Linked DNA regions of Mus musculus: region 2 is linked to region 1. Evidence: chromatin loops called from intact Hi-C (ENCODE). Cell type or tissue: left cerebral cortex. All regions are shown on one strand. Each heading gives the region's core, and the rest is flanking DNA. Links, peaks and the distances in the headings are about the cores only.

The links. Peaks named below come from ENCODE experiments on the same cell type or tissue, not always from the same donor. Only the 100,000 strongest peaks of a DNase experiment are listed, where the experiment ranks them.
Region 2: a loop joins it to region 1, with 2.8 times the contacts of the local background. A loop is called at or near these places in 2 of 42 quality-filtered maps.

What each region holds. Positions count from the first base shown.
Region 1 is chr3:107,693,405-107,709,187 of GRCm38, reverse strand. It overlaps Gm40121 (a long non-coding RNA gene), which reads right to left and starts at 12,963. Exons shown (of 3, transcript XR_003954675.1): 1 at 12,459-12,963. It overlaps Ahcyl1 (S-adenosylhomocysteine hydrolase-like 1), which reads left to right and starts at 12,628. Exons shown (of 17, transcript NM_145542.4): 1 at 12,628-13,030. The coding sequence starts at 12,911. In left cerebral cortex, for the core only: a CTCF peak has its summit at 12,434 (motif pointing left); DNase peaks (open chromatin) are centred at 7,058, 8,356 and 12,540; H3K4me3 peaks cover 308 bases; H3K27ac peaks cover 388 bases.
Region 2 is chr3:108,038,047-108,053,829 of GRCm38, reverse strand. Gstm4 (glutathione S-transferase, mu 4) reads left to right here and starts at 8,974. Exons shown (of 8, transcript NM_026764.3): 1 at 8,974-9,193; 2 at 9,402-9,477; 3 at 9,871-9,935; 4 at 10,229-10,310; 5 at 10,406-10,506; 6 at 11,408-11,503; 7 at 11,584-11,694; 8 at 12,505-13,422. The coding sequence starts at 9,158. The coding sequence ends at 12,594. In left cerebral cortex, for the core only: a CTCF peak has its summit at 8,944; a DNase peak (open chromatin) is centred at 8,917; H3K4me3 peaks cover 1,226 bases; H3K27ac peaks cover 1,028 bases.

The DNA.
Region 1 (15,783 bases), core at 4,595-12,594:
TTAAGTTGAGTTGATGTGCATGTGTATAATCAGGGCTTTCTGTAACCATCATAACCACTGCATGGTCATCACTCCAGGATTCCTCCTGCCTTCTCTTATAGTCTTGTACAGGTTTTAGAATGCATATAAATTTTCATTTATCTGGGATAGTTACCTGCAAATGCAATTGCTAGGTCATATTGAATTGTGTGTTTTGTTTAAGAAAAAGTTACCCAGTGTTTCTAGTGGCTGGGACATCTTTGCATGCCCGGCAGCAGTGTGAAGGCTCGGCATCCGAGTGCTTGCTTGACATGGTTTGGCATTTCATTTCAGTTATTGTAGCATTTGCGTCGTTATCTCATCAAGGTTTTAATCCGTATTTTCCTCATGACTAATGACCGTGAATATCTTTGTTGTTCATATACTCTTTAGTAAGCTGTCTGCTTACTGAATCAGTTTTGACGGGATTGTTTGCTATCTTATCTGATTTTGAGAATTCTTTACATATTCTTTTTATAAAAAGATGTATCTATTTGTATGTGTGTGTGCCTATGTGCATTTATGTGCACATGTGTAGGCCAGAGGAGGGTTTAAAATCCCTAGAATTGAAGTTACAAGTGGTTGTAAGCTGCCATATGGATGCTGGGAACCAAACTCAGATCCTCTGAAAAAGCAGTGCTCTTATCTTTGGTCTGGTTGGTAGACTTGGGTGTGGGGTCGGCATCAAGACAGACAGAAAATAGCTATTCTCAATCTACTGTGCATCTGCATACATTTTAGAAGGGTTTTGAATGAAACCACGGTAGTGGTTTGAGTAAGAATGGCCCCCATAGGCTCACATATTTGAATGTCTAGTCATTAGGAAGTGGCAGCATCTGAAAAGGACTAGAAAGTGTGGCCTTGTTAGAGTAGGTGCGGCCTTATTGGAGGAAGTATATCACTGGAGATGGGCTTTCAGGTTTCTGAAGTCCAAGCCAGGTCTGGTTTTCTCTCTTCCTGAGGCCTGTAGCTCTCAGCTTCCCATCAAGTGCCTTATGTATGGCCATGCTCCACACCATGATAATAATGGACTAAACCTCTGAAACTGTAAGCCAGCTACCAGCTAAATGCTTTATTTTATAAGAGCTGCCTTGCTGGGCACTGATGGTGCACGCCTTTAATCCTAGCACTTGGGAGGCAGAGGCAGGCAGATTTCTGAGTTCGAGGCCAGCATGGTCCACAGAGTGAGTTCCAGGACAGCCAGGGCTACACAGCAAAACCCTATCTCCAAAAACCAAAAACCAAAAAAAAAAAAAAAAAAAAAAAAAAAGAGCTGCCTTGTTCATGACATGTCTTCACAGCAATAGACAACAATGTCACATTTAGTTATCAATTTGGAGAGCAATCTATTGAGTCTCCAAATCTCCAATATGATATTTTAGACCTTCATGATTTTTTTCAATGTTTTATAGTTTTCAGCATATAGTTCCTGGACTTGTTCCAGGAGCTCTATCTAGAAATAATGCATTATTTGCTATTTGAAGTGGGATTACTTTCACTCTCTAACTTCAATTGCTGGTGTATAAAAACATGATTGATGACAGGTATTCTGCCAACACCTCGAAGATGTTTCCCGGATCTGGAGTTGGTCACAGCTGCTGGTCTGTAAACTGGCTATGGCTTTATGATGCACTTCTGAATCAGACAGAAGAAGGAGTCATACAATCTCAGGGGAAACAGACTTTTGTCTTTTTTGCTGATTATGAAAATAGTCTTCCCAGATGACTAGTGTTTCAGAGATTGATGCAACACATGCTTACATTTTCCTACAGCTTCATTATCGACTCGATCTGTTTTTCTTCTGTTTTGCTGCCACACCCATGCCAAAATCTACAAATCAGGGCAGTCAAGGCTACTGAGCAGCTCACAACTGTGAGGAGTTCCAGGCATGGCTGCTTCCTTTTTCCCCAGAAAAATACAAAATGCATCCTGGCATGTGGCATATGCTAATATTCCCAATACTTGAAAGGTGGAAGCAGGAGGATTGCCATGAGCTTAAGGCAAGCCTAAACTATAGTAAGAGGCCTCATTTGAAAACCTGCCTCACAAAAACAATAACAACAACAACAACAACAACAACAACAACAAAAGCCTAAACAAACAAACAAACAAACAAAAAAAACCCACTACAACCACCACCACAACAAAAACCCATAGGAACTGAGTAACCAGGAACAGCCTGGCCTATGATTGGCCCTTCTGGTTAAGGAAGGCAGAAAAAGAGGCAACCTCCACAAGGAAGGCTTGGGCAGAAAGTTAGTTGTTCGCTTGCCCCATTAGAGAGCAGCACTGTATATTCAGTAAGATGAGAGATACAAAAATAAGCTAAAGTTCATGTGGAGCTTTTTATTTACCAAGCAGTCAATGCACACTCACTGTGGAAATTTTTAACATATAGATAAAAGCAAAAATAAGGAACCGTATGAGCTGTAATCTCACCAGAGGCGATAAGCTCTTGCTTTTTTTCTATATAAACATGCAATTTTATGTTTACTCACAAAGTAAGCTACACTGTGATGCTTTTTTAACAGATAAACATTTTCAGGTAGTAAAATTATCACACATGTCATTAATTACTGTTGCCTTTTGTATGGCTGTCCCAAATTTTTAGTCACTTGAATTTTTCTTCTGCTTTTGGGAGTGTAAGAGGGATGATTAATTACACACTTATTGCAGTAGAAAAGCCTGATTGAGAAATCAGCTATATCTAGTTTTCTTGGCCGTGGACTCTTCAGAAAGGAATGTTAAGTATTCCCCCACATCCTCCCAGGAGAGTGGCCAGGACTTCAAGTCTGGTAGGTCAAAGAGGTTGAGAGGTAGCCTTTTAGTTAGGAAGTTGGTTTACGTAGGGCAGTGACCACAGATGTCAGACACTGAGACTCAGATGGGTTCCCTTCCCCTTCCAGAGGTTGGCAAAAGCTGGTATGCAGATGGCTGTGAGGAACTGAAAGGAAGATTTCTCAGTGGCTGGCCACTGGGGCAGGGGAATGCATGATGAGTGGGTGTGGGAACACTGCTCATTAAGGTTGAAGTCTGGATTGTCTTCTGGGGCTTGTCGAAATATGGAGGATTCTCTTCATTGGCAGGGTTTCTGCTTCTCTGATCTTGTCTAGGGAATTAAAAAATCTCTACCTGCAGAATGTCACATAGCCTTAGAGTACAGGATCAACTTCCTTTTTCCTGATAAGAACCTGTTCAGCTAGCACCTCAGATTTCTGCAATGCTTCCCCATGCTAATGAGGCATTTTGGTACCCTAAACCTTCAGCCCATGACCTCTGCCTATCCTAGATGTTCATACCTCCAGTCCCCTCAAATTACATAAGCCTTGAATCACTTCAAGTAAAGTTGATCTAACTCCCTGCAGTTGGTCCAGGTATGATCATTGATTCTAAGTGCTCACTGGGCTTCAGAACTTCGGTAGTCATTCCTGTTGTCATTGCCCTCATGGACCAACATCAGCTGATGATCCCAGAGGGCAGCGAGAGCCACAAGCCATGCCCATAGACAGGAGATGACCAGCATCCCATAGGTAGCCATGGAGCAGCCATTAACTGCCTGAGCGCCTCCAAACTGGACCAGCTGTCCAGTTCTATTTTAATTCACCTGCTTAGGATTTCTGCTTTAGTTTACATTTAGAAAAATCAAATGAGTCACGAGGAAGACCCCTTACTAATATTAGACCTCTAGCTAACTAAATAACAACTAAATAACTGTGAAATGGGTTTGGAATCAGATTTAAATAAATTTCAAGAAAATAAAGAATATGATAATTTCTTTCCTGCCAACTGTCACAAAGTTATTCCCTTCCATATGCCATGCTGTAATAAACACTGACGTGATGGTCATCTATGGTCCTTGATGGTTCACACTTGATGTCTTCTTGTCCCCTAAGGAGTGGCAAGGCCTTTTGGGTCTGTCAACCATATGGCTTAAGCCCCTGGACCAAGGAACCTGAACTGGGTTAAGGCAGAAACAGCTGGATATTCTGTGTCTGGCCCTCGCTCCTTTTCAAATGTGCTTTATAGCTCAGAGAATGTTTCTTCACCCTCCTAACCTTCAATTTTTTCCATCTGTAAAGTTCTGACAACCAAAAATATTTACCACATGATAGTACTCAGTCTACGTAAAATCTAGACAGACACATGTCCACAGAAGATAGAAGCAGTTCCTATGTGTTTCAGTCAAACCAGATGTTGTTGACCTGTTCCTGAACAAAGCATAACTTGGTCACCTCTACATTTCCACTGTTGCTATTCCTTCCATCCAGTATGAATATACCTCACTGCATTTTCAAGTCCAACTCACTCTTTAAGATTCAACAAAACAACTCCCTTTCACAAGGCTACCTCTATTTCTCTCATGGAATCCATTTTTCTTTCTTCTTCAACAGGCATCTGCGATCAGTGAGTGTCCTCTGGAAACATTTTGCAAGCTCCCTGAAGGCAGAGGCTGTGCTTTATTATCTGTGCACCCCCTCCAGGACTCAGCTCAATATTCTGAGAGTTACTATCAGCCAAATGGAGAACTAAAATTGGGACCTAGATTTAGGCTTGGATGCAATTCCAGACTATTTCAAGCCTCGGAGTAGGTGGGGCAATGAAAGGAATGCTGGGACTAGGAGATAAGACTTCTGAACATGAGTGTGGCCTGGGCTTCAGTGCCTGCCCACAACTCATACCTCCTTGTCTAGGCCCTACAGGAACAAGAGGACACTGTGTCTTCATAAGTTGATCCTGGGCCTTCAAGGGACCTCACTTCACCCATTCTTTCCCTGTGGCCCTACAAATAAGGCAAAGGCCTAAGTAGGCCTGCAGAAAATGGTTAGAGGAATTTTGGGAAAAGGCCAATGTCCAAGCTCCTGGTCTCTGGATTGAGCTATGTACTTGCTCTTAGCCCAAAACGTTGTTGACCCTTTGTCGGGACGCTGGAGTGTGGAAGTGGCATGAGCTCATTCTGGAGGCCCGGGAGCTCTGTTCTCACCACTGCAGAATGGGACAAATGATGAGGGTGGGGATGAGGGAGGTTAACTCTTCTCCCAGGGAAGAGACCAGGGTTGCATTGGTATGATGGAGCCTGCAACTGCTCAAAAGCCGCACAGGCAGAGCCTTTTGTCATTGTGGCCATGAAGAGGATTATCCCTACCAGGGCAGAGAGGTGTGAAGGCTAACCTTGGAAATCCAGACTGGCATAATGAGAGTTAGGAGGGTGAAATGGTTAATGGTTTGTTGAAAAACAGGGAGAGTCCCTCCTCTAGGGGCCTAGCTGGCTGCAAAGCCAGGAGCAGAGACTCCAAGGGTGATGCAATGGGGCCCGCCCTGCACACCAGAGAGGGTAAGGAAGGCTGACTCCCACCCAGCAGCAGCGGACTCCACACTACCAGCAGACAACCACTCTCTCCTCTGGCCCCAAGAAACCAGCCACATGGTGGGTGGAACCTTGCAGGTAGAAAAGACCCTGTTTGCTTGAGCTGTGGAAAATTGCAGCTTCTGCCTACCCTATTCCATCCAACCTCTAAGCCTTTCTAGTCAAGCAAGCCTTCCCATTTAGCCCCACCATACATGTTCTGGAGTCTCCTCATCAGGGTAGCTAGCTAGTCTAGCCAACCATTCTCTATTCCCACCGCAGGACTACTTTCCTTTTAGGAAAGGTAACAGGTAGAGGGTGAAGGACTCAGGACTGTGGAAGGCACAGACAGCCTCTGACCCTGGCAAGACGGCACTCTCACCCTGCTAGCCTGCTCACTATGATCCTGGGAGAGGATATATTCTGGGTGGAAAATCAGAAGCTTCTGAAAAACTCACAAGAGCTTCAAGGGTGGGCAAGCATCCCTGAATTCAAGAGTTAGACTCCTGTTCCCTTCCCACCTTTGAAAATGACCCAGACTCCTGAAAAATAGTTCTTACTTAGCATGGGGCAGGAGAGACAAGAGAATCTGACCTCTCTGAAAATATATTAGGGGACTCAGATTTTCGAACAAAGTGCTGACCAAAGTCCCATGAGGACTATGGCTGGTTTATTTTCTATGGGACCCCCAACACATCTTCTGTCCTAAGTCAAGAATTATTAGAGAGATTTACCAGGCAGAAGCTAAAGTCCAAGTGCAATTTCACAATTTCTGCTATTATAGTAAACTTCTCAACACAGAGGGGGGCGTACAGAAAAAAATACACAAAGAAGCATAACAAACTACCAAAACTGTTCCACAGCCAGTGTTTACAAACCTTGGCTGCCTTTTCAGCCTTAACTTTAAAAGGTGGCAATTTCAGAAATTGAGGAAGTTCATCAGTATCTTTGCTCCAATCCATCATTTAAGGATGTTTCCAGGGGCTACAGGACCTGTACCCAGTCAAGACCCAACCTGAAGCAGAGAAGTGACAATTACCAATGGCTCAGGCAGTTTCAGTCTTCCCTATCAGAAAAGCAAGATTCACTTGCAAACAAGTGCTTTGCCTAAGCCTGGATGATCAGTTCCAGCCTCAGGGTATTCTTATAATTCTGGAAGGCAAGGCACAGACAGAATTCCAAATTCTCAACAACAGCTCCTTTAAAACCTCCAGTTGCTTTTCTGGGACTTACATCTTAGTAACTTATGTTTGAACATATTACTTTTTGTAACTTTCTCCAAGCTCCCTTGTATTTGTTATGTGATTGAATTAAGTCATCAAAGCCCTCGATGGAGAGCTATATCTTGTTTTGCATGAGGAAAGAGATCCAGAAAGATCTAAGATCCGGGTAGCCGAGTTGGGAGCATAGTCAAGATCTGAGCCCACATCGCCACCCAACCACAACCCTAGTACACACACACACACACACACACTCACACACAGAGTCACACACACACACACACACACACACACACACACACACACACACACACACAGTCAGGCAGACATCAGAAGTTCTCAAGTCCTCAGCACAGAATCCCAGATGCCCTAAGGCAGAGAGGTCCTTAATCCAATACCTTCAGATAAACTATCACTATTGGCAGGAACAAGGCTCTCTGCCATTTACATTTTGTTCCATTTCTCTGTGCTGTGACCCAACTTAGTCTGTTTTGCTTGAAAGCAAATCACACCCACTCCTACTCCTCACTCCCAAATAGGAAATCCAATTGCAGTGAGTTGGAAATGACTCCAAATGCCCAATAACAGAAACAAAACAAAACAAAACAAAACAGTTAAACTCTTAAGGTGAATGATGAAATGTCTGAGCAACACAAACAAAACTAAGAATGTAAAGCATCTCTGTGCAAGGAAACATGTTTTTGAAATACTGTAATTTGAACAGAGCAGAACCCACAATGGCAGGCACTTACCAAACACAGGTGTGCCAATGAGCATCTACAAATTAATACGAAGCAGAATGAACTGAGAAGTGTGGATGAAAGATTTTCTCTTTGTAAGTTTTCCCTATAATGTTCAAATAATAACTAGCAATAACAATTTCCTAACACATAGGCAAATGTGATCATCTTAATAAGCAGAGCGAGGCGTGAAGGAGGAAGAACTCTTGCTAGAGCTGCTGAAATGGAAGAACCAGCATAAGGGGCTCTTCCGAGAGCACAATGTGAAACAGGAAGCAGGGTTCTTCTATGGCCCTGCCCTGGGTGATCTGGAGTGATGCTCCAAGGGGACCCAGCACATCAAAAAACATGTCAATGGTGCCTCTAAGAGCCGTGCAACAACCAGGGCAGGAAGGGGATGAGGGCTTTCCTCTTTCTAGCACTGCCCACAGCTCACATCACTACAATTATGGGGCGCTGTCTTAGGGTTTTACTCCATGACCAAGGCAATTCCTATAAGGACAACATTTAATTGGGGCTGCTTTACAGGTTCAGAGGTTCAGTCCATTATCATGAAGGCAGGAAGCATGGCAGTGTCTAGGCAGACAAGGTGTAGGAGGAACTGAGAGTTCTACTGTATCCAGGGAAAGACTGATTCTTCTGCAGTGGGTGGGGCTTCAAATTCACCACCACATTGGCACACTGCCTCCAACAAGACCATACTTCCTAACAGTACCACCCCCTATGGGCCAAGCATATTCAAACCACCACAGGTCCATAAAGTGAGGCTTGTTGACAAGAGGGAAAAGGCCTACAGAACAAGTATAATATTTCTTAGGTAAGATGGCAGGCTAGATGGGAGTACAGAGGCACAAACAAGGCTTCCCTAAGACTCAGGAACAGCGCTCTCTGCAAACACATTAAACTCAACATGTTTCAAGCTGATCCCATATCTCATCAGCCTCTCTATGAAGGATTGCTTTTTCTCCTTTGTTTTCCAAATTGGTGATTGCCAGCACTACCCACCATGTTGCAACAGGCTGTATTCCATCTGTCTCTAGCTTCAGCCTTTACTCTGTTCTACTGTACCTCCATTCCCTAAACACACTAAAATAGTGACAGCTCCCAGGGCACACCAAGCTGTCTTGATTGTCTGCCTTTCCTGGATTCTGTTCTCAACCTTAGCCAACTGTTTACTATCAAGACAGCACATGTAGCATCTCGGTCTGTGAAGTCCCTTTTGTTCATCTGCTGAGACCTACAGAACCTGTACCCAGCTAGAAGCCAGTGTCTCCATCTTATTAGTCTCTCAAGCCACATCTAGCACTGTTCCTAGTATATCTCAAGCATTCAGTGCAGTGATGAAACTTAACCCTAGTAAACCTAGGGTTACAGAGAACTGTATCACCGGGCAGGTTCAACACTGTGAACACCATACAGTATACCTTTGTGTATTCATAGGTCATATAACCTGGTATACAATGTATATACTACACCCATTGCATCTGGATATACAGCATATACTGCAGGTGGTTGTAGTACAATGGTAAAAACTTAAACATATCAAAAGGTAGGCTTATATAGTTACCACCATGAAAATGAGGAATGTGTAGTGCTAAAACACTACAATAGCTTTGTCACGGGATTGTAGGAATATTTTGTTTTAAAATCTTTGTTTTTGATTTTAGTCTCGGTTTTCTTTCTATTGTAATAAAGAACATGACCAAAAGGTAATTTTTAGAGGAAAGGATTTCAGCTTACATGTCCTGATCGCAGCCCATTATAAAGCAGCTCAAGGCAGAAGATCATGTAAACCATTATAAAGCAACCCAGGGGCAGGAACTTAAGCACAGGCTATGGAGTGCTGCTTCCTGGTTTGTTCCCCATTACTTGCTCACCATCAGTCAAGAAAATGCTCCCACAGACATATGACAGACAGTCTGATAGAGGCATTTGCTTAGTTGAGATTCCACGCCCAGATAGCTCCAGCTTGTATCAACTTGACATAAATCTAACCAGGAAAGTTTTGGTGGTGTTGTCTTTGTTGAGACAAGGTCTCACTACATATCCCAGGCTAGCCTCAGACTCACACTGTAGCTCAGACTGGTCTTGAAGTCTTGGCAATCCTCCTGTCTCAGTCTCCTGACTATTTGGATGACAAGTGTGTGCTCCCATATGTGACTCCATAATACTCCCATGGACCACTGGTGTATAGTACCTAGCATTGGCCAGATCATCACGCACTGTATATGACTTTGTTTTATAAATAAAGAATACGATTAATTTTGGGGTAGACTAAGTATATTTGACTAATCATAACAATCCCATGTGAGACACTGCAACACTATTACACTTTTAGTCATGTGATCTTCTCATTCACCTTTGTCCTTCCACCACTCCTTTCTCGGGCAGGATTCTCTTTGATCTCCAGACCTTTGGAAAACTTTCTACCACCACATACAACAAGTAGCATTACCCTTAGATCCCTCCTCTTCACAAACACTGGCCCAGGGATGGGTCTCTAGTCTGGATGCCTTTGTGGTGTCCTGAGGAATTAGCTTGCTTGCTGGTAGAGGTAGTGTCAGGTGAGGGAACAGGCAAAAACAAGCCATTTCTTGGCATCCAGAAGTGGCAGTTTCCAGTTGAACCACGTGAGGCTGTCTTGGGATTGGGCATGAGGTAGGCAGCATACAGTGTTTCTCATGGATGGTATGCTGTCACACTCCCTGGCTGGGTAAGCACTTTGATTTCCAGCCTCTACCTGGGGAGCATGGTGGCCACCAGGGCCTTCTACAGTGGCTGTTTTTCAACAATGCTATGACCTTGGACTGGTTCCTATTGCCTCTCTAGTATCACAGGGGTGCCTTTTCCACCTTTAGATTAAGCATCCTTGTCCATCTCCTGCAAGAGCAAACCACCAGCCTCCTGTCCAATAAGGCACACTGGTAAGTGGAGTCACTTGCTGGTCTCCATCTCGACCTAAGCCACTCAATAAAGTTGTATTCCCTCTAGGTCTGGTCCTGTGGACAATCCTCTGTCTCCTGACTCTGAAGGAGTATGAGAGATGTACTCTTCAATCTCCAGGAAGCTCACAGCGAAGCTAAAATGCCCAGAGAAAGTACAAAGCACCTGAAGAAAAACTGCTTTAAAAAAGTCAAATCCAAAATATAGATACACTAGAGCTTGTTAAAAATAATTTGTCTCAAGACACATATATTTTTTTTTAATTCAGGAGACTTAGAGTTTCTTAGCTGATTTCTAAAGACTCAGGTGAATTGAATCTATGGGGCTCCAATAACAGTGTGGACAAAATAAAAAAGATGAAAGCTCCCGAGTGGGCCAGTTGTGGTTGCAGGCCCCAGCTCTAAGGAGAGAGTGGCCGCCTGGCCCTGTGTGGATGTGCTTACTACTCTGGTTTCATCTCTCTGCCCTCTGTGGCCATAGAATTCCCAAGGAGAGAAGTCTGACTGCTCTGAACAGTGAGCACATGAGAGAACACTAACATTTTAAGACATAGCAATCCTTCTAGGTACTTCAACAGCCCTCTTCAAACATCCACAGGCTTCTTATAGGAAGAATTCAGTGGGTCCAGAAATAACTATTTCACACCTTCCCCAACCTTGAGCACAAATCAGTATTGGGGTAGGGCTGGTGTCTTTTAAGACCACCTTTTTTCTTGATAAAGTTGAGTCTTTAAAACCTGGTAAGGTCAGGAATGGTGGCACAGGATAAGAGATCAAAGCCAGCCTGGGTTACATAGTGAGACCCTCTCACAAACAACCCAGAACCCAGTGAGGTGCTGGATATAAAAGAATGAGCTTAGAGAGGATTTAGTGGAAAGGCTCTCAGGAGGACTTATTCTCAGCATAGTGGGGAAGAATCTGGCTTCTCAGAGTCCACCCAAGAGAGAAGAGTGAAGCAAAGGAATGAAAAAGGAGCCACAGGAAACAGCTAGATGCGGAGTATACTAGAGAGCTTTGAGGGAGATTGTGGTCATTGAGAAATCCCAATGGTGAGATAGATGGCTGAAATCTCTTTTTGGAACATTTCAGAAATGTAATTGTAGACTGTTTGCTATGTGATGTAACCTCTCCCCTTTGACCAACAAACCTTCATTAAAAGTTCTGCTACATGTTATAGCCTCATTTTTTGTGGTTTAGGAGTAAGAGTTGGAAAGAGAAAGGGGCTGATGTGACTACAAGAGCTAAAGAAACAGTTGTAAGACTGGAATAGTGAGTAATGTTTCAGATGAGGCAGCAAACTAGAGCCAGAGATGACCATGAAAACCTAAGTCCCCTCAGTAATTCACAGAAATCCTGGGGACAACATTGTACTTTCCACAGGACATAGGAATTGGAGCCAATGTCATTTGAATGACTCTCAAAGGATAAGATACCGCAGTTGACCCCAGCTTACGAATAGGCTTTCCCTTCCCAAATGGATGGGTTCTTGGAAAACATAAATATGCCACATGCACCTCTACCATCCCAGGGCCTTTATACGGGGGCTGTACACAGTAGAATCCAGAAACTGTGCGAGTCCAAACTGAACGTTCTGCACTACACTCACTGAGAGTGGAGCTGGCAGGGAGAGCCTACTGCCTAGAGAGCATGGAGCAGGAGAACCCATTTGGCTGGGACTTTTTCTCAATCTGCCCTGTTCTCTGCCCTCTGACCAACCCATCAACCTTATCTTAATGACCTCTTCACATCAGCACTGCAGCCTGAAGGTCTTGTAAACAGACAAGGCCCAGGAGGAGATGGTGATGGAGGTCATAAAGGGTTGTGTAGAAACCAGACTGCTCTCAGCTTGTTCTGCACCCCTGTGAAGTAAAAAAGCAAACACTGTCCCCTGGAAATGGACTTCTGGCCCAAAGGGCCCAGGGTGTGGGCCGGGAGTAGGCTGTCTCTAACACTGAATTTTCCCAAAAAGGGCCGGGTAAAATGTGTCCGGTGGGACTCTGGTTTATGCTCCCAAGCATCGCTCTTGATATGCCATCTTCCCGATCCCCGATGCTCTGCCACCTCCCCATGCTGAGGTTTCCTGGGGAGTTGGTAGTCCAAAGACCCTTAGTCTTGTGGCATCTTTATAGGAGTCACACTCGGCTCAATAGGGCTGATGGCACCACCTGGCGGCAGACAAGGTTCAACTACTCACCCTGGGACGTTCATCACCGAGGCGCAGGAAAGGAGGGGCGATTCCTGCGGCCCGGCCCAGCATGTTGACGTCACCAGAGCGCGCCATTTGTCCCCGCCTCTTTCCGCCCCCCTCTCCTTGGGGCTGCCAGTACTTGACGTGGCGTCTCCGCCCTCTACCCTTACTTTGCGTGCGTGCTTGCGTGTGGCGGAGGTGGCTGCGCGGGCAGGTCGGAGCTGCGTGCTGTTGCTTCTGGTTCTGTGGCCGCCGTCGCTGTCCGGCAGGCTCCGGTCTCGGAGCCGACGAGGCGCGCGCGCGCGGGTCCCAGCCCTTCGGAAGCCCAAGCAGCTCGGCGCGGGGCCTGGCGGGAAGGCGGGCGAGCGCGTGGCCGAGGGCGCCGCGCGGACGGGCGGGCGCCCGTGAGGGAAAGAGGCGGGGGCGGCGGGTTAGCCGCGGGCCGGGCCGGCCGGGGGATGTCGATGCCTGACGCGATGCCGCTGCCCGGTGTCGGGGAGGAGCTGAAACAGGCCAAGGAGATCGAGGACGCCGAGAAGTACTCCTTCATGGCCACGGTCACCAAGGCTCCCAAGAAGGTGCGGGGCTCTGGGTGGCGGCGAGGGCCCTCGAGGAAGGGGCGCGAGCAAGCCCCGGGCCCGGACTCGGGTAGTTCGGGACTTAGGGCTAGGGTTTGGGGTGCTCAGGACCATTGACACGATGTAGTGGGTGGCCGGTGAGCGGCGATGGGCCTAGCTGGAGCCAAAGAGGCCGCTCTGACCTCGCTTTTCTTTGTCCCTCGGCCGGAGTCCTCCTGGATCTTACTGAAGCCCGACAGGGCCAGGCCTTAAATTCGCGACTGACTTTTCCTGGATGGAGGGCCTTGAAGACGAGATTGGGAGGGGGTGAGCGACTCAGCTGACCCCTGTGACCTGTCCAGGGGATGAGGTTGTGCAGGAAATTTCCCCTCAGGTGAGTGGGGGAAATCAGGCAGCTCTTTTTCAAAGCATCTTCTTGGGGGAGAATTGGCCGTTCGACCAACAACTGCGTGATCGCTTAGAGGCAAGAGGAAAGAATCGTATGAACTGGTTTATGCAGCTGACGGTTCTAAAAGCAACAAGAGATGGAAAGGCAAAATGGTAATCGCCGTGCAGTCTTCCACCTGCTAGGAAGTATGTGAGAAAGGAAAATTTAGAGGTTGGTGACAGTAGACACTGTCATGGATGCAGGTTGATCGCAGTCATGTGAATAGATCACTTAGACATCCCTCCAGAAAGGAGCTTGGGTGGGTTGGGGAGGTGGGTGGGAAGAAATGATTGCTCATTCTTTACTGCACTTACAAGTTCAGCCTATTGTGCTGGGGGTTGAGCTCAAAGGACATCCTTCTATGGCTCTTGGAAAAGGTGATCTATGGAGGGCTGAGTCTAACTAGCTCTCTCAGTGGTAGGGTCGGGGTCTCCAGTGCTTTCTGTCGAACCTTTGCTGACCCTTCCTCTAACCTGGTACCCAATTAGCAGTGGAACAAGGAGGTGACCTTTCTGAAATAGTTTCCTCTTGTATAAAGTCTCTTCACAATCAATCCTGCCTACAGTATTTGTAGGGTTCAAGGATGATATAGATTCAGCTGAGCAAGGTTTGCAGAGCAGTTAATCCCCAAGGCTCCTGTACTGGAACTAGTTAAGCTGCTCTCAGTGCCTGAGAGGGCTTTATTTATTTTCCTCCAGGAAACTAATTGACTGGTCTTGGGGAAAAAAAAAAAAGTCATTGCTGTGTGCTTTAGCTCTGTTTTCTCACAAAATTGAGAATGTCACCAATAACACCTTTGAAAGGTTTATAGAAGGTCCCTCCATCCTAAGGGATCCAGTTGACCTCATTTTTAGTGCTCTCATTCCCCAACTGCTTTGTTAGAGAAGTGACCTTTTGCAATCTGCACTATTTGAATACAAAGTTAGAGTTCTTACAAGCAAAATGCATACGTGCAGTACCTCAGATGAGTTAAGTGGAGAATTGGAAACACTGATAGACTAACCCCCTGACTCTTATCTCTTGTCATAAGCCCACCTTCTTTTGTCTAGGTACTCCAGAGAGTCTTAGTCATTTTTATTGTTCCTTATTTTTTTCTTTCAGTGTAACTATATTCTTGCAAGTCAATATTGATAAGCCAAAATCTGTATTATACATTGTAAACTCCTGGAGGCCAGGACTCTTGGTTACCATTGTATCTATGGAGCCTAGTTATGGAGCCTAGTTTTGTCCCTTGAATGTAGTACTCAATTATTAATTGGCAATCTGGCTAACCAGTAACTGAGATGCTGAATGCCAACAGCAGTAAATATCCCTTTTCCTCTGTCTGAAAGGAATATCACAAATGAGTATTATTGTGAAGCCAAGTGCTAATGACTTTAGAGACTCATATTCCATTAACTAAAATAAGCAAGTCCTGCCAGGCGTGTGGGAAGACCCTGTTGTAAATTTCCATTTGCTAATGTATGTGTCCTCATGTTATTCATCTTGTTCTTTGAGCTTTATTGTGTGGTATGTACGTTGTACTTGTATTAAGATGTATTATGATGACTAATTACCTTCCCTTAATGATGATGATAAGAAGCATTTACTTAGTTAATGGACCAGTTAAGGACTAGTCAAGGTCATGTAGTAAATTCTGGGTACTCTGGTTTTGGTTTTTTATTCCCTCTCAGGATTTCAGTTCCTCGATATTCTGACTTAGGTCACTGTTGAGCCTCTTCCATGTGGTGATAATGTGATGAAGTATAGAAAAGGTGAGGGTGCAGGTGGCATGGTACTGAATAGTGTGAGGAAAAGGTCTCTTTAAAATGATGTAGTCCGTCATCCCAAAGGATCCCAGCTCGACTGTAGACCAGGTAATCTTTGGATCATTCCCATTACTGAGCTCTCGCTGGAATTGAGGGCATTCCTGGGGCCATAGGTGACTTTAAAGCTTCTCCATCAAGTCAGCTTCTAGTATGCTTGTCTTGCCAGTTTTTAATTATTGTTTGCTTTGTTTGAGGTACAGTATATTATATGCCCATTCAAGCAAAAGCATATCTTATTCTCTAACTAAAATGATAGCCAGTTTTATATTGGATGTCTACTCCAGTACTATATATTACAGGGCTTGTTGGTTTGATTTAAGACTTGAATATTTGGCAGTCAGAAAGCCAACTATTAATTGGTATCCCCCTAAGTGAATAACTCTTGTGCCTCAGTTTCTGCATTTGCCTAATAAATGTCTGTTGTTTGGAACAGGTGATGCCAGAGATATTTGGAACTTAAGATAGTAACAGTAATTTTTTAAAGTATATTTTACTCCCTCCTTAAAATATTTTCATAT
Region 2 (15,783 bases), core at 4,471-12,470, 340 kb before region 1:
TTAGGATTACAAGTTATTAGGTAGACACAAGAATTTGCTGTCTCTGGGGAGAAACATGTGTCAGAAGGGGCAGTTTCAGTGGGAAGAGCTAGAGGGGCAAGTCAAATGAATGGCTGTCTGTGACTTGCCTGTGTGTGAGTCAGTCAAAGGCAAAGCCATCACCATTCAGAACTGGACAGGGCCTCCTGATTCCAGACAAATGAAACTAGGTTTTAGGAATTGGGGAGGTGGGGAAAGCCAAACCCATTGTTTGTTGTTGTTGTCAGTTTGTTTTTAAAATTTTAATAAATTTTACTCTGTCCTTATTTCTTAAAATGCAGTAACTTTTAGAGATGCTAACACATGTGTGTTTGTTTTAGCTTTACAGAAGGTTTGAGTAACGTGAGACACATGCTTGTAGAAAGATCGCTCAAGTACCAAGTTATGGTTAAAATAAACCCTTGGTGTGTTATGGGACAGGAAGATGACTACAAATAATGCCATGTGTTCTTCAGAAAGCTGGAAGGAAAGGGTCCGGATGTTTTTAACTATAAAGAAATAATTAAGTGTGAAATATATTTAACATGATTTAAACAGTACATGATGTATAAGCTTATCAAAAATAATGTGATACCTATTATATGTGTAATTTTTATGTATTAGTTAAAAATAAATTTAAAGGGGTTGGACATGTAGTTCAGTTGGTAGAGTGTTTGCCCTGCATGCCCTGGGTTTGATTCCCACTACCACATAAACTAAGTGTTGTGGTGCAGTACTGTGAGCCCAGCATTCAGGAGATTCGGTCTGAAGGGTCAGGAGTTCAAGGTCATCCAGGCTACATAAGAAGTTTGAGGGCAGCTTGGAATAACTAAGACACTGTCTCCAAAATAAGCTAAAAAATTTAAAAATAGCTCAAAAGTTTAGAAAACTTTTTTTTTCCTCTTGGATTATTTTGTGTCTAGAGAAAATGAAAAAAAGATTGGTTACTCTAATTAAAGAAAATAAATAGGCTGGACAGTTATAATTGCACTGATTGCAGTAATTACAGAGAGACCCAGTTATGTGTGCAGAATGGGGAATGGTTTTATGCTTGTTTAGAAAACTTATCACTAACTGATGATTTTTAAAACTTACTTTATTTAGCATGGCCAATAAATCAATTATATTTTAAATGTATATAGTTCAAGGCTTTAAAGCATGTTTTTCTGCTGAGTGGTGGGTGTTCTTGGTTTATTTGCGGTATCAACCTCTCATTGGGTATGAGATTCACAGATGTTTTCCCTACTCTGTTGGTCGCTTCCTGTACCTCGTAGAAGTTTTGTAGCTTGGTGTCACCCTCTTGGCCTCTATTTTTACTTTTGCTGTCTGTGTGTCTGGTACCATCTCCAAGAAGTCTTGCTTAGACCATTGTTTTCTTCTAAGGGTTTTATAGAATCAGGTCTCAAATTTCAACCTCAAACCCGGTGTGACTTGACTTTTATTGATGGTCGAAGGTTTCAGCTTCGTTTTTTTACGGGGAATGAGGAAGGTTAGCTCTTTCACAAATGGTACTTACAGTTAATTATATGCCTTTGTGTCTCTGTGTGGGTGTCTGCACATGAGTGCAGGTATCTAAGAGGCCAGAGGTGTCAGATCCCTCTGGGGCCAGACTTTAAAGGCAGCCACATTGAAAAGAAAGAAGAAAATGGTTGTGAGTCACTTGATGTGGGTGCTGGGAATTGAACTCGGGTTCTTGGGAAGGGCAGTGCTTTTAACTGGTTCAAAATAGTATCTAATTTAAAAATTATGTGCACTTGTCTGTGGTTATATGTATGTGAGTGCAGGAAGCCAGGAGAGGGTATTGGATCTTGTAGGGCTGGGATTGTAAGCACTTGTGAGCCATCCGGTATAGGTGCTGGCAACCAAACTTGGGTTATATGTAAGACTAGTATGTGCTCTTAACCAGTGAATAACTTCTCCCGTCCTTAATTATTTGTTTTTATTGGTACTAGGGATTGAACTCTGGGCTTTGCAGGTGCTAGGAAGGTGCTCTACCACTGAAGCATACACCGAGGTTTTCTATGAGTAAATTTGTAAATCAAGGTACATTTTCTTTTCTTTGCCCTGTGGGTGTCATTATCTCTTTTGCTTGCCTGATTGCTGTGCCACAGCTCTGGTGCTGCGTTGAGCAGGAACTGTGAGAGCTAACTAACATTGTTTGTTTTGTTTGTGGTCTTTGAGTAAGGGGCTGCAGGAATGGGTTAGTGGTTAAGAGCAGTGGCTGCTCTTGCAGGGGAGCCAGGTTGGATTTCTAGCACCCACATGGCACCTTAGAACTGCCTGTAACTCCAGGGCATCCAGTGCCCCCTCTTGACCTTCTTGGGCATCAAGCACATGGAACACAGATATGCATGCTCTTTGAGAAGAAAAATTCCCAGTTTCTACAGCCAATTATGATGTAAGCTTTTTATTATGTGGACGTGTCTAGTTGACATGTGGGTATAAACATAATCAAAAACTTCTGTATTTATTTTTTGAGTTATTTAATCATGAGAGTGGTTGAATTCCACAAGATGACATTTCTGTATCTATTTAAATGATATGTGGTTTTTGTCTTTCCTTCTGTTAACATGGCAAGTCCAATGGATTGATTTGCATTTGTTGAACCATCTTTGCAAAGGACCAGAATTAGACATTTCTCCAAAGAAGACATGAAAACGTTTAACAGATGTGTTAAAAGACTCTCAACATCAAACCCACAATTAACTATCATTTTACACCTGACCAGAGTAGCTACCTGCCCCAGTTCCCCATAACAAGTGCAGAAACTAGAATGCTCATATACTGTTAGCAGAATAGAAAGTGTCAAAAACCCTATGAAAAACAGTATGGCAGTAGTTTAAAAAAAAAAAAAGAAACTATCACATGACTCCAATATTTCCATGTCCAGTGATATAAGCTGCTCCCAATTGAAATCAAGATCTCAAAGAGATACTGCTATTCTTCTTTTTATTGCTGCACAAAACCATGGTCAAGGCATGCAAACCACTTAAATGCTCATCAGTGGGTTAATGGATGGAGAAAATGTGGTCTATTACGTAGCCTTGATGAAGAGAGAAATTCTGCAACATGCAACAACATGGATAAACCAGGGAAGTGAAATGAACTATTCATAGGGAAACATATATTGCATAATTGCGTAGAGGAGATGTTTAACAAACGGGAACTTGTACAGTCAGAGTAGTATGAGAATGGAGTCTGCCTGCGGCTACTGGAGCAGAAAATGCCAACTGCAAAGAATGGGTTCATCACCTCAGGGACTCAAGGGAAATATGTTCTATGTGTCCGCTATAGGATAATATGCTTGCAGAACTACACTGTGTACTTAAAAACTTATCCAAAGCTTTTAGTAGGGCATGGTGGCACATTGTATAATTCTAGCACTTGAGAGGCAGAGGCACAAAGAGGGAGACTGTGAGGCAGCCTGGGCTACCTACAGAGACCCTGTCTCAAATACAAAGAAAGTAAGCTTTAATATATCATGTATGTTTTTAGTTTATGTGTGAAAATTGACTGCAATCTGTCACAAATATAGTGTCATGGTCAGGGTTTCTATCCCTGCACAAACATCATGACCAAGAAGCAAGTTGGGGAGGAAAGGGTTTATTCAGCTTTCACTTTCATATTGCTGTTCATCACCAAAGGAAGTCAGGACTGGAACTCAAGCAGGTCAGGAAGCAGGAGCTGATGCAGAGGCCATGGAGGGATGCTACTTACTGGCTTGCTTCCCTTGGCTTGCTCAGCTTGCTTAGCCTAGGGATGGCACCACCCACAATGGGCTGGGCCCTTCCACCCTTGATCACTAATTGAGAAAACGCTTACAGCTGGATCTCATGGAGGCATTTCTTCAAGGGAGGCTCCTTTCTCTGTGATAGCTCCAGCTTGTGTCAAGCGGATACACAGAACCAGCCAGTGCACATAGCATGCTACAGGGGTGGATTTAGGATGCGGATTTTGCATGCTAAGTGACTTAGTTATTGTGCACCCAGGCTCCTAGAGCTTTTTCTCCCGGCATTGTTTTGTTAACTCTCCATGCTCTTCCTTTATTCTTAACTGTTTTTGTTATAAAGTCGCTTGGAGAGTCCTGACCTGGTTTTATTTTCTCATGTTTTTAAATGTGGTGACAGAGGCTGGAGAGATGGCTCTGTGGTTAAGAGCACTGACTGCTCTTTTCAGAGGTCCTGAGTTCAATTCCCACCAACTGCATGGTGACTCACGACCATCTGTAATGGGACCTGATGCCCTCTTCTGATAAATCTTTCTAAAAAATGTGATGACGGAGGCTGGAGAGATGGCTTAGGGGTTAAGAGCATGCACTGCTCTTGCAGAGGACCTGAGTTTGGGTCCCAGCACCCACACTGGGTGGCTCCCAACCTCCTGTAACTCCAGCTACAGAGAAGATCTGATGCTTCTGGCCTCCTGGGCCACTTGCAGTTGTGCTCACAGACACATATTTCTAAAAATCTTTAAATAAGTTAGCGTAGACCTAAATTCACCCTTAAAATATAGACCACTCTGGAATGAAATCACTTCTGGTATCCAAAATCATTGTGAGGTTCTGTCAACATTGAATGCATTGGAAATGTAGAGGTTTCTGGCTTTGGCAAGAATTATAAAACTGCAGTAACAGATCCAAATGAAACACTGAAGCCCCCTGTGGTGTGCTTGCACCTTGTGCCCCAGCTCTCAGGAGCATGAGGCAGAAATATTGCCCGGGGGGGGGGTGTGAAATCAGCTTGGGCATAATAGTGAGTTCCAGCACGGTCTGGGCTGTAGTGTGAGATGCTGTTTCAACAAAACAAACCCAAGACTAAAACAAAACTCACAGTCAAAACAATAACAAACACCCCCCCAAACCAAACAACCCCTTCCAAAAAGAAACCCCAAACCTATAAAACAATAATTAAACTTTTAGCTTTAATACAATTTAAATAAATATCTGTTGAGCATGGGATCTAGAACTTCAGAGAAGAGCTTTAGGCAAGCAGCGTGCTCAACACAGCAACAGTAACCAAGACTCTAATCACCTGGAAAAGACAGGCTTTGGAGGAACTTGAAGAGATTGCTTCTAATTATTACAAATAAGTGACTCAAAAAAAAAAAAAAAGGCAGAAAACCAGGAAGCTTTGAGTGCTCATTATCTGGTCAGGATGTCTGCTCATATTATAAAGGTAATTTCAAAGGTAGCTGAGCAAAAGTGTCTCATGGCACATAAATCAGCAGCAATTATAAACCAACATCGGTGCTGTGACTTCACAGATGTAACCAAAGAGGTTTGAAAACTATGTCTTCCTGCCAGCTGTGTGCTGCTAATCAGTGTAGTGTGCGATGTGGAACAGAGCCAAGATCTTGGAGACCTTGCCAACCTCTAAATGGATGGACTGCCTCCCACAGTGGAATATGCTCTGATGACTTCCCAGCTCCCTTCTCCACGCAGGGCAAATTGAAGCTTTTCCTTTCTTGTATTGCTTTAACTGTGCTATATATATATATGTATATATTCATTTTCAGGGGAAAACTAGAGCTACTAAAATTGTAAAACTAAACAAACCAAGCCCCCTTTCTCCCTTAGCTTAACACTTTACCAGTGGCTTTAAAGAATACCAGATCAGTCCCTTCCAGGCCTGGGGATGACCTCCTGAGGAGTTAATAAGATGCTGGCCCATGTGTTTGAAAGTTTCACCTCCAATCTTAGGCGCGATGTAATTGTGATGAACTTCAATCAAGGAGTGTAAGAGATTCACTTAGCACCGACAATGCTATCAAGAGGTACTAGCTTCAATGTCAAACTCCCTAGCTATTGTCTATAGCATGAGACTATTTTTAAAGGCCTGAGAAGAATTTTCCTTTAGTCAACATAAGAAGGGTTTTGTGAAACTCTAAAATATTTATCCAAAGGTTAGTATTGATCAGCTTGAAGAGTACATATTCACTCCAAAGCACTGAGCACCCATTCTATCGGAAATGGTTTTGTTTGTTTTTGTTTCTTTTGAGACAGGGTTTCTTTGTGTAGCTCTGGCTGTCTTGGAACTCATTCTGTAGGTAGGCTGGCCTCGAACTCATACAAATCTGATTGCCTCTGCCTTCTGAGTTCTGGGATTAAACATGCATGCCTCCACCACTCAGTAGAAAATTTTAAAAAATTATTAATTATTCTCCATGTATGTATGTATGTATGTATGTATGTATTGCATGTGTGCAAGTGCTCATGGAATCCAGAAGGGGTGTGGGTCAGGAGGTAGTGAGCTACCTGATATAGGTGATGGAAACCAAACCCAGGTCCTCTGCAAGAGCACTAAGTGTTCTTAATTGCTGAGTCATCTTGCCAGCCAACCATAGAAATCTTAAAATGAGATCCCTGGGAGTCCTCTAGAAGATGCTGAGTCACAGGTAGACAGCTTCCATGTCAGACACTGGTAAAGATTAACATTCAGATCCAGAGCCCTTTCCTGCCCATTAGTCCTTCTCTTCTTTCCACTTTGAAGCTCTCAAGTCAAAAGCGTTATTTCTCCCATCTTGATCCTTCTATGTCTGATGCCAGGTACTCTCTACCTGTCACTTAAGAGTTTATAATACTTCCCTGCCCTTCTCCCAGATCACCGCTGCAGCTCTGGATCTGAAGGTTGCTAACTTATGACCCTCACATGACTCTGACAACAAAAATTTCACAGCTGCTTTAAAAAAAAAAAAGTCAGAAGGGAACTTCCCTTTAAGAGGCCCCTCTGGTAGTTACCTTTGCTCATGGTCTGGATTCCAGTCTCCAGTCTTGCAAAACTTTTGGGTCCTCCTGAGGTCACTACAAGCCTATCAGCAAGGCCAATCAACTATAATTTATTTTGGGGTTACTCAGGCTGCCACAGCTTCTTGCTTTCTTCAGGGCTATCTAAACCTGTCTAGCAGGAACTGTTTAAATTCTATTCAATAAGTCTATCTTGTACGGAGGTATTAAATAGTCAAAAATAAGTTGTTGTTGTTTTAAGCAACAAGATGAAACAAAAAACAAGAACCCAACGCCCAGAACTTTGTTCATCTTGAGACACAAAGGATGCTCACACGTCTGGAGCCATATGAGTTCCACCATGTCTCTAGTGACATGAGGCTGACACCTTCTCCTGTACACTAACTTACTCTGATTCCAACTAGTCCTTAGAGTGTTCCAGATATTTAAAACTATCTGCCAAGAAATCACGCTTATTCAAGGATAACTAGATAACCCTTTCAAAACGAGGCAAGCACAGATAATTTGGGAGAACTCCCAGGAGGGTTACGGGATTCCTTTTTATAAATGATCACTTCCATAGTGGGACTGGGACAAAAATACATACAGCAAAAATTGGCAGAAGGAACTCTGTGAGTTACAGGGCAGCCTGGGCTACATAGTGAGACCCCTAATCTCAAACACCAAAAATCAAAGAGACAAACACATTGAGAGATATGTAGAAATAGTTCTATGCTTGATAATGAGTAGGGAAGTCAGAAGACAAGCAAGGGAAATGGCAAGTTAAGCAACACAATAAACCAACATGCAAAACACATGCTTTGCCACAGCAGTAGAAAAGTCACTAAGACAAGTACACAATTAAGGATTACAGGTCCATGTGTGATGACACACGCCTTTAATTTCAGCACACAGAGGCAGAGACAGGTGGATCTCCGTGAATTCAAGGCCAGCCTGGTCTATACAGTGAGTTCTAGGACATCTGGGGATATGCAGAGAGTGACACATCCTTGTCTCTGAGAAACAACAATAAAAACCAAACAAAAACTTGCCCCCCCCACCCCCCCAAACCTTCAAAACACCACCATCATCAACCAAAAAACCCAAAAAACAGATTACAGCTGCGTGTTATCTTAGGTCATAGAAGTTTATTACATGGAAAATCCAAGACAAGTATTTCTTCTTACATCATTCTCTTAAAGGAAGGCTAAACAGACAGACAGAGTACATAGTAGAATAGCAAGCTTAAGGGACTTCAAGATGTATTATTAACTCTTGCTGTGAGGTCCAGTGAAAGTCCCAGTCTCTTAGAATGTGAGAATTATTTTTGTCACAATGCATTGCCACAGTACATTCTTAACATTAGTAAGAATTGTAAGTATGGTCACCTGCCACTTTAGCACATTTTAGTTAAAGATGGACCCTATATACTCAGGAAGACTTATAATGGAGCTTAAAATTCTTATTTGGTGATCTTGTAGAAGTCTTAATGTAATAACAAAATGCAGTGAGTGTGTGATGTCTGTTGTACAAAATGAGAGCCCACTTCCCTAAGCCCCCCTCCGCAGACTACAGTCTTTGGACACATACGACAACCAATGTTGTGTGAAGAAACAGTGTGCCTTGCTATGAACAGCAGCTATTGAGAACTCAGACATCTCTCTCTTGATTGCATTTGCTATAAACTAATCCTGAGTTGTCACATGCTGACCCTGTGTACCCTCGGACATTTCAGAAGTCTTAGGTCTGTGTAAGTACACACTAAGACGGTCACTCAATAGAGAAAGCTGCCTCTGTCCTTGGGTAATACAGACATCCTGACCATGTATGAAACTTCAAATTTTCCATTTTCCACCCTTTTTTTGAGTCAGGGGTTTATCTGTGATAGAAATAATCTCTTTGAATTCAGATGAGGAACTTCTGAACAGAAAGACAACATGTTCTCTGCCAGACGGAAAAACATCACCTGGGGACCACTGTCATCAGCAGAGCCCCGCAGAAGTCTGTCTTGTTTGACAGCAGGGTTGAAGTGCTTAATCAGCACTTCCGGGTTGGGGCCTCTCCTAGTGGCCTGACCCTCCCACAGACCGAAGGCAACAGGGTAAGAAGGCAGAGCGGTACGGCAAAGGCAGGGAGTTACTAGAGCTCTGCATCTGCGCACCGGGCTGGACGATTGGGCGGAACTGCAGGCGGGATCGCTTATTACGCTTTCCGGTCTGTTGGGGGCGGAGCTCAGTAATTTGGCTTCTGTAGGTGACTGTCAGGGGAAAAGCTGTAGAGCAGGGTGTGTGTTGCGGGGCAGAGTCTGGAGGGGCAGGATCACGCCGGGCACCAGCCCCGCCCAGGGACCCGAGGGCACTAGGATAAAGTCAAAGTTGCTCACACCGGAGGCCGGTGGACTCAGTCTCAGGCACCAGCATCATGCCTATGACACTGGGTTACTGGGACATCCGTGGGGTGAGCAACCACCTGATGAGTGGGAAGGATTGCAGGGTTAGGAGAAGGCGAGCTGGGGGGTGAGGATGGGGTGGGGCGAGAGGAATCCCTTGCTTGTCTGGCTCAGGGTCTTGCACACATGTCCTTGCTGGTTTGTGCGCCCGTGTATATGCACTTGGAGGAGGTGAAGTCACACAGAAGTCCCCCGCCCCCATTCCTATCTTTTCAGCTAGCTCACGCTATTCGGCTGCTCCTAGAATACACAGGCTCAAGCTATGAAGAGAAGAGATACACCATGGGAGACGGTAATGCTATTTGTCGGTCAGACGTCTCCTGTCCATTGGCGCCTAGCAATTGGTGCCTACATTACATTTCACGCCTCCCGCACTACGGGGCTCCCCCAGATGGACTTAGAATCTGCCTCTTTCAGTAAGCCCCAGAGAGCTGGGCTTGACCTTCCTTCCTCCTGGAAGTGAAGGGGTGGATACCCCTCCTGTTGAAATTAGATCACATTCCTCATCAAGATTTGCCTAAACTTTGTAGGCCCCTCAGTTCCAAGCACTCTTTATTCCTGAAACTTTCAGGGATAAAGGCTCACTGTGTGAGGTTACAGATCCTTGTCTTAGGGGGTTGGGTCCCTGAAATAGGTGTGTTGGACACTGGGCTGATTTCTCTTTATGCAATCTCATCAATCACAGCTCCTGACTATGACCGAAGCCAGTGGCTGAGTGAGAAGTTCAAATTGGGCCTGGACTTTCCCAATGTAGGTAGAGGGGGACGGGGAGGTTTGGGGACGGGGAGGTTTGGGGAAGTCATCTCACCTCCTCACCTGGAAGAGGGGCTTGGAGTCAATGCTTCCTTCTGTTCACTTGCTTCCGTTCCTGGTGGCGTTTCTGAGATGGGCTGTGTCCTAGCTTTTCCATTCAGTGTGCAGTGTGTTCGTAGAGGGCTTCCCATGCTAGCCATGATGAACGGCAGGCCACATGTCAGTCCTAATCCAGAGAAGGAAGGCTGGGACCTCACATCCTGTCTGACCATCCTTTATTGTCCAAGCAGTTGCCTTACTTGATTGATGGGTCACACAAGATCACGCAGAGCAATGCCATCCTGCGCTACATTGCCCGCAAGCACAACCTGTGTGAGTGGGGCGTCAGCAGGGTGGGGTGGGGGACAACCCCCTTGGCTTGGCTGGTGTGAGGTGTTGAAGATGCGTCTGTGCTGTGTGTGCTGCAGGTGGGGAGACAGAGGAAGAGAAGATTCGCGTGGACATTTTGGAGAACCAGGCTATGGATGTCTCCAATCAGCTGGCTCGAGTCTGTTACAGCCCAGACTTTGTGAGTCTCATCTCACTCCCTCCCTGGGCTGGACCAGGCAGCGTTTGGGTCAGGAGTCAGCTCCCTCAGGTTCCCAATCTGCACAGATCTTATTTACCTTTTGAATTTCTTAGCCTCTTACCCTCCAGGATGTTTCATGTGTTGTCATCAGCTGTCCCCATGACACTGAACTATCAAATGAATGCTCTTACTTAGGCCCCACCTATTTTAGGGTGCAGTCCAGACTTCCCAGAGTGGACATTAAGTTCCTAGATAGTGGAGTTGTGTTTTCCAAGTGTTTTCTACCTGTGTCCTCTGCCAGCTAGTTCATATCTTTGCTGGTCACGAAATACAGGAATATCCCATGGATTAGAAAATGAAGTCCAAGATGAGGGACTGTCACAGAACCCTTTCCAGCCTCTCAGAGTGCTTCTGTTCACACCCCCTGGAGTCAGCATATTCCTTAGGTAGCACAGGGTCAGCCTGAAGGATTTTCTCTCCTTTTTTGCTTCAGATTCTCCTCAATTTATGGGGAAAACTCAAGTATATTTCATTCTTCTGGACCCATTGTGTGGACTCTCATCTCCTCTGAGTATTTTAGTTCTTGATTCTTTGATGCTGCCTGGCATTGGTACCTGCCAGGTGCGCAGGGTACCCAGCCATGTAGGCATCAAGAATGATGATGCCCCACTGTGGGCAGTCTTATTCTTCCCTGGTCTTCCACTGCATTTGAAGGGTGGGGTGGGCTACCGAGGCGTCTAGTAAGTAAGTGCTCATATGTTAAATCGAGACCTGGACTGTGACTGAGTCTCCATCTTAGTGGAGACGGCTGCCCACCTCTGGCTATTTAGGGCCGTGCATGATACTGAAGGGCCAGTCCTTCTTCAGGAACTTACATGGTGACAGCTGTTTTCTGCCTCAGGAGAAACTGAAGGTGGAATACTTGGAGCAGCTCCCTGGAATGGTGAAGCTCTTCTCACAGTTCCTGGGCCAGCGGACATGGTTTGTTGGTGAAAAGGTAAAGGGGGAAAAGTTGAGCATTGTCATTCTTCTCGGGGACAGAATTCCATGCCATCTCTCATTCGTGGCCCTTTGCAGATTACTTTTGTAGATTTCCTGGCTTACGATATCCTGGACCTGCACCTTATATTCGAACCCACGTGCCTGGACGCCTTCCCAAACCTGAAGGACTTTGTGGCCCGCTTTGAGGTGATGCCCTGGTCCTTCTTCCCCTTGGCTGTCAACTTTGCCTTGATGTTTTCTTGGGCTGAGGATAAGAATCAGGAATTGAGCAATTGCTTTCTGCCAGTGTCAGTGCCGAGCACCCTACATCTGTTGATCAGGCTTATAGTGATCAGCGTTCCTCCGTGGTGGAGGGGACTATCAGTCCCATTGCTTGGCTAAGCAAATGTGAAACTGTGGAGTTATACTTGCTCAGGGCTTCAGCACTAGCAGAGCTGTGCCAGGGTCTCCCTTGACTTCCCTTGGATACAGGCAGCTCTGGACCTCATTGATGTCTTTAGAGATATTCTAGGGGCTCACGCTCCTGCTAGAAGGCCAACAGCGTATGTAAATGCCAGTGCACCTTGTCCATGCCTGTATCGAGGCTGGAGACGGGATTGGATGAAGCTCAGTACCAGGTTCAGAAGTGTGGCTTTCTCCTTAGGGAATGATTACAGTGAGCCTGGCTTTTCTTTTCTGATCTATCTGTATCTATAAACTTTGACCCTGGTTTTGCAGAGTCACTGGATGACATAGGGGTTATCTTCAAAACATGCCTCTTTGTCCTGCTAGACAGATTCATAGTCAGTGTGCAAACCCAGGCAAGATGTGTGCAAGAGGAGCATGGGGAGGTCAGGAAGGGAGTGGGCCAAGAGAGTACAAAATCTGAGAGACAGAGGCCAGGCTAATCCCAGATGGGTGCCATGTAATAGCAGTGTGGGCAGGAGGAAGCTGTTTAACCTCTCTGGCCCTGAGCAAATCTTAGTGTTTGGTTTTCTGTTTTTCTTTAACTCTCAGGTACTGAAGAGGATCTCTGCTTACATGAAGACCAGCCGCTTCCTCCGAACACCCCTATATACAAAGGTGGCCACTTGGGGCAATAAGTAGAGCCTTGACTGGGCAGGAAGTGGGAACCGGGGGTTCTGGGAACAGTTGAACTTCCTGTAGCCCTAGTGCTGCTTTCTGTCCATCCCCTTCCTGACCCCAGAGTGTCAAAGGTCCTCTTTTCTTTCATCCAGTCCCTGCCCTTTCAAACCCTCTAAAGCCTAGGCTCCTAGTTTTCCTTTAGCAAAATGCCCTTCTAGCATGACTGTGTCCCGCGCCCACTTGATGGTCTTGCCTGCCAGCAGCTGTGCTGTTGTGAAGAGTTGGGACTCTCCATCAGCACTCAGCCTGGGGCTCCCCATGCTTGTCTGGAGACCAGAGACGGCTGGTGTGTGAATTTGGTCTCTGCACAGCTCTTTTGGGTCCCTCCTGTAAAGCCTGAACCACACTGGCTCTGGCTGCCGCACTACCAGCTTTTACTACTATCTCCAGTGGCTGCCTAGTGACCCGGGCAGAGGCTGAGTTCACAGGGATTTTAGTTGGATAGGCAGGGGTTTGGCCCTTCCTAGCCCCACCTGTTTGTTTCTCAGGAGGCAGCTGCAGAAGGCTCTGTGGAGCTCAAAGGGAGCTTAGATCTCCTTTATGCTAGCAGCACTGAGATTTGTCATGCAGGTCTCAGTGGTGAGGATCCAGGCTGATAGGAGTCCCCAGCAGAAAGCCAGGATCCTCTCTGCCCACTGTGCTATGGCTGCCTTATATCTATATGTCTCCAGGATCCTGTCTCTGATGTCTTCAGAGTATCCCGTCTTGGTCACCAGGGATGGGGGCCATCTTGGTTAATCCCTCCTCTTTGTGAGCCCCCGTGAAATAAATTTCTTCATGCTTTCGTAATTTCAGATGTCTTTTCCTACCATTGATGTCAGCAATACTTTGGATAGGTATAGAACTGTAGAGTGAACTTTCCATTTCAGATGGCCTCGCCCCTTTCAGAAATGCAGTGTTTCTGCTGAGAAGTATCCAGTCACTCTGACTAGGATTCTTTTGTATGTGTTCCACTTTGATACTTCAGATGGCCACCTTTGTCTTGAGATCCCCAAATCAAAGCCTTTGTCAGGATCTGTACTGGGCCTGGTGCTTCTCCACACCCTCTCTGAGCCTCTCCCACTCAGATTTAAGATACAGTTGCTTTGGGTAAACGATGCTGCCACCAAGAGTCAAAGGCCATTGAACAAAAACCACACCAATCATGAACAATCCTCTTTTGAGTTGTTGGTCAGGGTTGTCCAAAAGACTCCCAGAACGTTCCAGGCTATTGCTACCTCCGAGAAGTGGGAGTCAAGCCTGTATTGCTGAAGACACTGTGTGCTTCAGACAGGGCCCAGAGGCTCCTAAGCTGGATCTGACTTGAAACCCTTCTCCTGGGGGACTAACATTCATGGTGCCAAAGGAGGGAGGCAACCTATAACCCTTCTCAACTATCATGCCTATGAACCACAGCAATGACCAGCATGTCACAATAACCCTTACTTTGATGGTGACCAAGCTCCTGAGTTGGACTTAAGGCTTGCTGAACAAGAGGAAAAACCTGCCAGGAATAGGGCACCTAGCCAACTGCCCAGGGCTAGTGAAGCCATAGATCTTAGAGGAGAGCATACAGCTACCACTTTGCTAAACCAGCCTAATCCTGAAATATATTCCAACAACTTGTCCTTGTAGCTACAGATCAGTGTAGATGGAGAGCATTACAGAAAACCATAACCAACCAAATGGCATAGCTATGGAGCCTAGTCCCAGCTGATAGCATCTTCAGCTCAACTCCTACCTAAGGCTCAGCGATCACTCCAGAAGAGTGGGTGAAAGACTGCTAAGGGCCAAAGGACCAAGGAGTTTGCTGTGAGACTGTGTCTGTAGGAATGTCAGAAGTCTCATGAAGTCTCACCATCCTGGCTGCCTAAACATGAACTGAACAAGGACAACACCAACAGAGACATAAAGTGGGCGGTGGGAAAGCTCATGGGGCCCCAACTCTAGACAAAGAACTACAGGTGACTAAGGAATGCTGAGAGCGGCAGACATAGTCTTCTCCAGGGAAGAACTCTCTAGTTACCCAATACCAATGATCAGCCTTGAAAACATACATACAACTGACATGTAGACTAAGTTGTATTTGTGTATTTGGAATATATAATATATATACATATATATATATATATACACATATATATGCAACATAGAATTTATATGTGCAACAATTAATGAAAAAAGGTATATGGAAGGGTCTGGAGGGAGGAAAGGGAAGGAGAAAATGATGCAAGTATATTATAATCTGAAAAATAAAAAATAATTAAAAATTAAAATAAGGCTAATTTCAATATTTTTATGTCTTACCTGTTGGGGTACATTGTGTGAAGGTGTGTCTCTGTGTGTTCGGTTGCTAATTTAGTAAAGATTTTGTTCAAAAACTATAGCCAGAAATACATCTCCAGCCGGGCATGGTGGCACACACTTAATCCCAGAACTCAGGAGGCAGAGGCAGGCGGATTTCTGAGTTCGAGGCTAGCCTGGTCTACAAAGTGAATTCCAGACAGTCAGGGCTATACAGAGAAACTTTGTCTTGGAAAACCAAATACATAAATCAATCAATCAATCAATCAATCTCCAAAAATGACTTAAGACTTGACTTGCATAGGCATTTCCCCAAAGTGAACAGCCAGTCACTAAGCCCATGGAATCATGACAAACACTATGAGTTGGCAGAACAGTGTCTAAATCCTGCATAATCCTAGATTATTCCCTGCAGAATGGCTCACATCCAATTGGGGACAGGAGTTGGTGAATTTTGTCAGATCCAGTCTGTCATCTGCATGATATTCTCCTGAAGTGATTTAAAATTACACCTAGAGTGAACATTAGGAGATTCCAAGGTTTCTAACAGCATCGTGAGCCCTCTCGACATACCAAAATGAACAGTTTAGTTTGTAGGCAGGTGTTTTACTCACTCCAGTCTCCCCTCTAATTTTTGTGGATACCTACTTCTTTGTGCAGGTGAGTGTAGTCTCCGTACACTCTGTCCGTCATCTCAGTGTTATTAGATGTGTGGATTTCATTAATTTAAAAGCTTCTAACCAGAATCTCTCAACCGTTTCCCCTGGCTTTAGTCCTTTTATTTGAATAAATCACTGAGTAAATACTTCAAGGTAAAACTAAATAAAAGTACTTTATATGGGATTATCTGTGCTCTTCAGATATAAT